Regions from separate parts of the Homo sapiens genome. Here region 2 is linked to region 1. Evidence: read pairs that join two places in POLR2A ChIA-PET (ENCODE). Cell type or tissue: OCI-LY7. All regions are shown on one strand. Region 1 overlaps AKAP13 (A-kinase anchoring protein 13). Region 2 overlaps AKAP13 (A-kinase anchoring protein 13).

Region 1 (5,000 bases):
ATGATGTTATAGCTCAGAGAAAGCATAAAATTGAATGTTCCTGAGATACTGCATCTCTGTTTCTCCCCACATCTCCAAAGTAACATAAAATCACTGAACTCTCTTCACTGTCAATGCTTAAAGCACTGAGCCTTTGTCTAACTGCATGTCTGTCAGATGCATGCTGGCTACTTCAAACAAAAGAAAGTGATTAGGGCATACTGACTTTATTATAAAGTTACAAAATGAAAGGCAAGGAGGGATAAGAAAAGCTATTTTGGAAAGGGAAAAGCTACTTTAAAAAGACCGATCGTGAGCCTCTAAACTAGTTAAGAATTTGAAAGAACCTTGTACAAACCACGTAATCTCTCTAGGTGTCAGATTATTCCTCTATAAAACAAACTATAATGTTTTAATGCTACTGTTTTAAACATGTTTGTTTTATAAAGCAGTATGTCTGAGTTGAAAGTGAATTACCTTTATTAGCATCGAAACAGAATCAGGCACAACTCTTATAAACTGGCGTTTTAAAAAGGCACTGGCAGTTCTTCCTCCTCTACTATGGACTCTTGGGAATGCAGATTCTGTTTTGTTTTGGTTTGGTTTGGTTTGGTTTTTTGAGACAGAGTTTCGCTCTTGTCACCCAGGCTGGAGTGCAATGGCGAGGTCTCGGCTCACTACAACCTCCGCCTTCTGGGTTCAAGTGATTCTTGTGCCTCAGCCTCCCGAGTAGCTGGGATTACAGGTGCCCACCACAATGCCCGGCTAATTTTTTGTATTTTTTGTAGAGACAGGGTTTCACCGTGTTGGCCAGGCTGGTCTCGAACTCCTGACCTCAGGTGATCCACCCACTTTGGCCTCCCAAAGTGCTGGGATTACCGGCGTGAGCCATCACAACCAGCTGATTCAGTTTTCTTTAGTACTGCCCTATATGTTACTTGGAAGAGAGATTATTGAAGGCTGCCTTTCCCATGTAGCGAGAGGTTGAGAAAAAGTACCATTATTTCAGAACACTCATGAACTTTTGTCTTTAAATACTACAATTCTCTGCTAAAAATGCCATTCACATTATCACAAGTTCTGTATCGACATGGCATGTAGATTGTAAAACTGGAGTTGACAGTTTTCATGTGCTTTTAGTTGACTAATCTAGTTCTTTGCCACCTAAAATAAATGCATTAGTATTTTAAGATTCTCTGTTCAGGGGTCTAATGTGTTCTGGCCAAAGTCTATGTGCACACTTATTAACAGATGAGTTAGTTATTTAATGCATGCTGCTTAACAGTCACAGTATCCTTGCACTGGAGGAAAACAGGTCAAATAATAAATCTGTATCTTGCAGCTGGTGGGTCCACCAGAAATGGCCTGCAAATGATGACTCCAGATGAGCAGCTATTCCAGAAGTAAACTTAGGGATCAATGCTAAACTTTATACCTAAAACAGCACCTGTCTTTACCAGATTAATCCATTTGTCACAATCTGGAACTACCTGGAAAGAGGTAATCCTGCTGACAGGAACACCCAATAGTAATATCCACTGTACATAGCAACTACAGCCCTAACCTCAGGTCTATCTATTCTAGAAGGCACTATTATATGCAGTTCCTTATTAATAGAGGCACTTTCTGGTTGCAATAGGACATATATCCGCACATGACATCTCTCATTTATCCTCTTAAACATTTACACACCTGGCCTGGTGCGGTGGCTCACGCCTGTAATCCCAGCACTTTGGGAGGCCAAGGCGGGTGGATCACCTGAGGTCAGGAGTTCAAGACCAGCCTGGCTGACATGGTGAAATTCCATCTCTACTAATAATACAAAAATTAGCTGGGCGTGGTGGTGCACGCCTGTAGTCCAAGCTACTGGGGAGGCCGAGGCAGGAGAATTGCTTGAACCCAGGAGGCAGAGGCTGCAGTGAGCTGAGATCACGCCATTGCACTCCAGCCTGGGTGACAAGAGCAAAAGTCTGATTAAAAAAAAAAAAAAATTTACACACCTAATAAGGGCCAGATCAACTGGTAGTCACAGCCCTCAAGGAGCTCTCAATCTGTTAGGAGAGACCTGTATGTAAACTCCTAATTGCAAGGCAATGAAAATATTCTACAAGTATTTGTGAAGCATGAAGGGTGAAATGGGGGCAGCTTCACAGAAGTTATGCTCTCTGACCTAAAAAAATTAGTAAAGACTAAACTCATTCCCCAAATGTTAATTTAATTATATTTTAAGTCAGACTTCATACAAAATTCTACAAATCCAGTTCATATTAGAAACTACTTGTTGTGCTTTGCTTGGATAAAGAACAAAATATCTGAAAGTGATACAACAGAACTCATCTGAGAGAACCAAGACATCTCTTTAGTAGCCTGGTGTTCTTTAAAGCATCAAAGCTATATTGTTAAAATGCTAATATGCCTATTCTTCCAAGCTACAAATCACGACTGATTTTACCAAAACTTAATTTTATCTCAGTCTGTTTCCAAAGAGTTATTACCTCTCATCTGCTACTAGAGATTTTAAATAGTCCAAACTTAGAGGACAACTACTAAAACCACGAAAAGTCATAACACAGTGTGATTTTCCAATCTCAATATACCTCTAGAAGGGCTAAGACTCTGACCGTCTAAAAGGGGCATCAACCATAAGACAGTATACTCAGGCTATTTCAAAGATGTAATGCAAATTGAGGGCCAGACTAGAAAAACAGACAGGCTTCCCAATTTCAGCTTCTTGCAGCCTTAATAAGTCTTCATAGAATACCTCAAAAGTTCCTTTACCCTGAGAAATATAAGAATGCTTTTCCAACATAGTCTTATAATATTCATTCACCCAAGAAAGAGTTTAAGAACCACCTACTCACACAACATTTTGAAGTTTTGTTGTTCTTTCACATTATTGAGACAAAAATACAAAGAAATTAAAATGTGCAAATTTGAGTACTTGAACATATCAGAAATCAGGCATCAAAAATGTCCTCCTCAACTCTGCCTCCGTCAACACTTGAGTCAGTAAGCTGGATGAGGACAGAGAGCACACCCTGACCAAACTTGCTGGATCTAATGGGCAACAGGTTGGATAACAGAGCCGAAAAGATTGCAGGCCGAAATATCAACCCCTGAAATGTCCCATTATTATTTTAGTTATTCACTCATTCGCCAAAATTCAGTAAGCAGTTATTACTAGGCATATTGTGTTCGGTACTGCAGATAGAACAGTAAAAATACAGTCTTTTCCTTCAAAGTAGATATGTTCCAAGAGAAACAGATATGAAAACAAGGAAGACACAAGGGAGTGGCCAATTCTACCTAGGAAAGAAAGGATGGTCAGGAAGGCTGCAGAGAGGTAATCTGATCTCAATCTCAGAAGTTGAAAGAATGAAAAAAGCCTGACAATACATTAGGGATGACAGAGAAGTCATTCTAGATGGATAAAACTGTGTGTATGTTCACAGAGACACAAATAACTCATGGCTCTTTAAAGGAACAATTAATGGTGGCCCAGTAGGAACAGATCACAAGGTAATATGAGGATGCTGTGAAGCGGAAAGGTGGGAAGGAGGGCTCGCAAAGTAGGCAAGTTCAAAATCACAATCACTCAAACATTTATTGAGTACCTACCATGTACCAAGTACTGAATATACATATATGCAAGGTCTATATTTAGAATCAACTACATCAAATAAAGGTAGAAAAGCACAGAAGCACTTGTAAAATATACTATAGTGTTCACAAATGAATAATCAACAGTATAAAATGGGTGCCAAGATTGTTGGTGTGCACTAATACACGGATGATTGAGTTACATACGTGTGTGTGTGTGTGTGTGTGTGTGTAGTTAATACAATAATAGATGTAGTATCCAATGCAGAGAAGGTAATGAGTGATTCCAAATTACTATTTACTTAACAAACCTAGGATATAATGGTCCATGCTGGGAACCCACCAAGACAGACACAGATAAAATTTTTAAAAGGTTGGGAACAAAGTGAAGGGATGGTAAACAAAATAAAAATCATGTTGTAAAAATAGCAGTGGACAAAAATTAAAGAAGATTAACCAGGAAAAAGATCAAAGGATCTTTAAGTTTCTCTTAATTCCAAGATTCCAAAGCTTAACAACTGAGCAAAAATTTAAAAGCTTATTCTGGTGTTTCAAAGGTTTTATTCAAGTCATCACTGTCACCAATAAAAAGTACTGTGTGCCCATTATGATGAATAAGATGCAGTGCTAGACAGTACAAATGGGAAGAGGGATACAAAACTGAATCTGCCAAAGGATTCAAAAATGACTAAGATCCTTCCCTATTTAATAAATGGTGCTGGGAAAACTGGCTAGCCATATGTAGAAAGCTGAAACTGGATCCCTTCCTTACACCTTATACGAAAATTAATTCAAGATGGATTAAAGACTTACATGTTAGACCTAAAACCATAAAAACCCTAGAAGAAAACCTAGGCATTACCATTCAGGACATAGGCATGGGCAAGGACTTCATGTCCAAAACACCAAAAGCAATGGCAACAAAAGCCAAAATTGACAAATGGGATCTAATTAAACTAAAGAGCTTCTGTACAGCAAAAGAAACTACCATCAGAGTGAACAGGCAACCTACAAAATGGGAGAAAATTTTCACAACCTAGTCATCTGACAAAGGGCTAATATCCAGAATCTACAATGAACTCAAACAAATTTACAAGAAAAAAACAAACAACCCCATCAAAAAGTGGGCAAAGGACATGAACAGACACTTCTCAAAAGAAGACATTTTTGCAGCCAAAAAACACATGAAAAAATGCTCACCATCACTGGCCATCAGAGAAATGCAAATCAGAACCACAATGAGATACCATCTCACACCAGTTAGAAAGGCAACCATTAAAAAGTCAGGAAACAACAGGTGCTGGAGAGGATGTGGAGAAATAGGAACACTTTTACACTGTTGGTGGGACTGTAAACTAGTTCAACCATTGTGGAAGTCAGTGTGGCGATTCCTCAGGGATCTAGAACTAGAAATACCATTT
Region 2 (5,000 bases), 57 kb before region 1:
GGAATTTCACCATGAGCATTTTAGAGGAGGAAGGAGAGATTTAATGCTAAAAATGTGCTCCGCTATATTCCAGCCCACACCTCTAAGGCAGTGTTTCTCAGCCTTTTCTTCCATTATCATATCCCAAAGAGCCTTTTCAGACATTATTCTCTACTCACTCCTCACTTCATGAAACTTTAATACCACAGATATACCACAAATTTGTGTAACTGTGTTTTATATATCACTGTAAGTTTTTTTTGGTCCCAAAAGGCAATTTTCACCCCCTTGGGAGGATATCACTCCCTTAATATTGTATGCCCTAGGATTCCAGTGCTGTGTTCATGGTTCCAAAGTTATGAAATATATAATTTCCTCCTAACATTACAACAGGGCCGGGTGCGGTGGCTCACGCTTGTAATCCCAGCACTGTGGGAGGCCAAGGCGGGCGGATCACGAGGTCAGGAGATCAAGACCATCCTGGCTAACACGGTGAAACCCCGTCTCTACTAAAAAACACAAAAACTTAGCCGGGCGTGGTGGCGGGCGCCTGTAGTCCCAGCTACTCGGGAACTCGGGAGGCTGAGGCAGGAGAATGGCCTGAACCCAGGAGGCGGAGCTTGCAGTGAGCAGAGATCGCGCCACTGCACTCCAGCCTGGGCGACAGAGCGAGACACCCTCTCAAAAAAAAAAAAAAAAAATTACAACTAAGGACAGTAGACAACAGATTTTTTTCCTCTTCAACTAGTTCTCACTCTGTTTTTCCAGTATAACCACTATATGTACTAACTAGCATTAGGACAGTAATTTAAGTTTTCTAGAATATAAAATCTCATCTGTCTAGAGATAGCTTGAGAGTATTTCAGAATAGGGAGACTGTTAGAAAAAGTCCAATAAAAATAACTGATTACCTTGACAGGCGTTGCCAGGGGCAGGGCCAGGCTGGGGGATGGGGGGTGTCAGAATTCTCTAATGAAGCCCATTAAATTAAAAGTCTACAACTTCTTTTCAAATATGCTATTCCATTTGGTAATACTGGACACCTGCTGCTAGAAAGTAATTCTTGGTTGACGAGAAATGAAAGAGGCCAGGTATGGTGGGTCACGCCTGTAATCCCAACACTTTGCTAGGTGGAGGCAGAAGGATCACTTAGACCAGAAGTTTGAGACCAGCTTGGGCAACACAGGGAGACACCATCTACACACACACACACGTGCCAGCCACTTATGATGGACACACACACGTGCCACTTACGATGGTGAGTGCTACTTGGGAGGCTGAGGTATAAGAATAACTTCAGCCTGGGAAGTCAAGCCTGCAATGATCTGTGATTGTGCCACTGCACTTCAGCCTGGACAAAAGAGTGAGACTCTGTCTCAAAACAAAACAAAAAAAAAGAGAGAAAGAAAAAGAAAGACATAACATATTATAACTCAGACCATTTGTTGCAATCTGGGCTGCAATTTTTTTCTTTAAACCCAAAAGAACTTCTGATCAGGTAAATGTATTATTCTTTTTTAATGACAAATCTACTTTATAAAGTACCCTCCCTTATCAGTGAAAAAGAAAAGGAAAATATAACAGAGCTGAGTCAAATTTGGAGTCAATAAAGGTTTGTAGTTCTTCAAACAAGAACTCTTGCTGTGAATTCTAAAAATAAATAACAGACATGCTGAAAATAGATTTCATTTTATGAAAGATTCTGCACCAAAGCCTTTTACAAAAATAGTATACAAAACCCACTAAACATCCTGTTCCATCTTCCACTATGAAATCACTGCTTGGTCTAAATTCACAGTTTCATTAATAAAAATGAACACAATAAAACAGTACTCTATGCCCCCATCCCACCCCAACAATTATCTTCAAAGGATGTCCAGATTTTGTACACTATTTGCCAATCCTACATAGGTCTTAAAAAAACAAATCTCAGCTTTAGAGGAAAATCACTAGTTAATTAAAATGTCATTTAGGGTTGTATTTGTTTTCTATGAAGGGACAATAATGGAATATTTTACTTTCATTTATTACTAAGGCAAGATCTTTCATTACTAGAAGTATACTTCCATCTCAAGCTATGTTTCAAGGCAAATTATATTCTTGAACTAGCCACTTTCATAGGTGTTTTAAATGTAATATTTTATTATAACGCTTTGGTTAGCCTCCAGTGTTAATCAGCACAAAGATGGATTTATTTTCAAAAGACAGGACATTCTTTTCAGCCTTCAGAATGTTTTCATCAAAAATTACTATGTATCATAAAAATAACATGCTCACTGTAAACATTTAAACAATTCAGGCTGGGCACGGTGGCTCACAACTGTAATCCCAGCACTTTGGGAGGCCAAGGCAGGTGGATCACGAGGTCAGGAGATCGAGACCATCCTGGCTAACACGGTGAAACCCTGTCTCTACTAAAAATACAAAAAAATTAGCCAGGTGTGGTGGTGGGCACCTGTAGTCCCAGCTACTCGGAGGCTGAGGCAGGAGGATGGCGTGAACCCAAGAGGCGGAGCTTGCAGTGAGCCGAGATCGCGCCACTGCACTCCAGCCTGGACCACAGAGCGAGACTCCATCTCAAAAAAAAAAAAAAAAAATTTAAAGATAGATAAAATAGAAAGTCAAAGTCTCCACGTACCTGCCCTCTAAGATGTTACTACTTACGCTTAAAATACTTTATTTTTAAAAAGGAGGGGAAATCACATCATAACTACTTTAAAAGGCCTTTACAACTTCTTTGTAATTACACACAGACACACACACACACACACACACACACAGGGGAATGGGGAAAGAGGGGGCAGGAGGGAGGGACAGACAGACAGACACACACACACTTCATTGTAGGACTTATTACAAAACACGCAAAAAAAAGAGAGAAAACTGAGATGGGTGGGGAGATGGGCCTGCAATTTCAATATCCGAAGTCAAAACAATTTATTAGGAGATAATTTAGAATGTCTGTGTGTCAACTCTATTTAGGGAAATATTGATTTGATAAAAGGTTACAGACTAACATCAAAAAGTGCTGCCTTTTGAAGGTTAATCAATCCTTTGGTTTTAGGAAAAACTAAAATGTTACAAAACACACAGTGAAACATACAGAGAACTCAAAGAAAAATCAGAGCCAGCAATCTGGATGAAACATGAAAAATAAAAAAATAATAATAAAAGCAAGAAGAGGCTGGGCACGGTGGCTCACGTCTGTAATCCCAGCACTTTGGGAGGCCGAGGTGGGCAGATCACGAGGTCAGGAGTTCAAGACCAGCCTGGCCAACATGGTGAAACCCCATCTCTACTAAAAATACAAAATTTAGCCAAGTGTGGTGGTACGCCTGTAATCCCAGCTGCTCAGGAGGCTGAGGCAGGAGAACTGCTTGAACCCAGGAGATGGAGGTTGCAGTGAGCCAAGATCGTGCCATTGCATTCCAGCCTGGGCAACAGAGCAAGACTCCTTCTTGGGGTGGGGGGTGGGGGACAAGAACAAGACACAAAGCTCTTTTTCTTCTCTTAGCCAAAATGACTAGAAATTGCAGAGCTAGTCCCACACGTAAGCACAAAGAGTGCAGAGACATCCCTGCAGGCAGTAGCTGCTGCAACAAACAGACCATGCACATTTATCCAGGAACTGGGATGCACAGTGCACTGCATGGACTTTCCACGAAGACTGGACTTTCCATGCAGATTCTTGACTAATCTAACACTGCCCTCAGCAAACAGGAAATCTGAGGCTATCAATGCAGCTAACTGGTACACAAAAATCATCGTATTCCTTCTCCAAGCTAAAAATGCAACTCAAGAAGCCAGAGACTCTTTTGAATTTATTAAAAAACAAAAAAAGGGGGGCGGGGAGGGGGGTTACGTGTGAGTGCGAGTGTGGGTGTATTCACATACATACACATCTTTCTAGAAGAGCAGCTTCTGGGAAGCTGGATGTGTGAAATGTTGTTCTATCAAGTGACAGTTTCCTAGAACAGCCTTCTTAGCAGATACCAGTGAAGAAACCAAACAAAGATCCTTGTCCTCATAAAGCTGACACTTTAGTTGGGGCAGATAGAAAATAAATAAGATAAATAAGTAAAATATATGTGAGAAGTTGAAAAGTGCAATGGAGAAACATAAAGCAGGAAAGGGGGATAGGGAATGTGGAGAGGAGGCAGCTGTGTATTTTTATGAGCTGGACCGAAAGGCCTCACTGAGGAGGTGATACTGAGTAAGGGCCTGAAGGAAGGGAACACACAAGTCTAAGTCCACAAAGGCAGATTTAAAGAAGTTTAGGTCCAGGCTAAAGAATTTACCCCATGTTATAAACAAGAAATGCAAAACAAGTTAACCCCCAAAATGCCTCTATCTCTACCCCTCCACAATAAATTACCAAACTAAGCCAAATGACAGTAGCTGAAAAAGACAAGTAATCAGAAAAATCTCATATGTGATAAGCAGAGCAATAGGGTCCGGTCAGGAATCTCCTTTGCTTAGTTAACAGAGTTTCTACTATACCAACTAAGGATCTCACTGGTACCCTTGCACACATATCAAAGGCTCACACGTTAAAGTGTTGCCTTACTCTGCATTTGGCCTTCCAGAAGTAAAAAAAGGTCTTTCAAGGACTCTAATCCTTCTGTTACCTCTGCTGTGATGAGGCACCTCATATCAGCTGCCTGACTAAATTCAGGTGGGAAGCAGAACATTCAGGCCAATGGGATGGGGGCGACGGGGGGAGGGGGTGTGGGTGGGGGTGGGGGGGGTGGCTGGTATCTGACCTCATAAGCATGATGGAAAAATACTGAAATGTGGCTAAGAGGAGAGATGATTAGCAGAAAACAGAAGAAAAGCCAGGTACTAGGTAGGACTACAGGGCCAAAGCAAAGGGGTCAGGAATGATTTCTGAGGATTCGGACCAAATTAGAGGAAAGGAGCAGAGTCTAATACCCATTCTGCTTGGCTTGGGTAGGCAGGGCAAGGGTACTTACATAGACATATATAAAGTGGTACTAGAATCAAAGTCAAGGGAAGAAATG

Evidence for each region. ChIA-PET counts read pairs that join two places held together with the same protein. Peaks named below come from ENCODE experiments on the same cell type or tissue, not always from the same donor. Only the 100,000 strongest peaks of a DNase experiment are listed, where the experiment ranks them.
Region 2: POLR2A ChIA-PET joins it to region 1 with 7 read pairs; 3 of 35 experiments call an interaction of 5 or more read pairs at or near these places.

What each region holds. Positions count from the first base shown.
Region 1 is chr15:85,465,888-85,470,887 of GRCh38, reverse strand. The region is part of intron 1 of AKAP13 (A-kinase anchoring protein 13); the gene reads right to left. Among named protein-coding and RNA genes, the nearest start is that of AKAP13, 88 kb to the right of the region's middle. In OCI-LY7, no CTCF peak of the experiment used is centred here; no DNase peak of the experiment used is centred here; H3K4me3 peaks cover 382 bases; H3K27ac peaks cover 1,328 bases.
Region 2 is chr15:85,522,635-85,527,634 of GRCh38, reverse strand. The region is part of intron 3 of AKAP13 (A-kinase anchoring protein 13); the gene reads right to left. Among named protein-coding and RNA genes, the nearest start is that of AKAP13, 140 kb to the right of the region's middle. In OCI-LY7, no CTCF peak of the experiment used is centred here; no DNase peak of the experiment used is centred here; H3K27ac peaks cover 944 bases.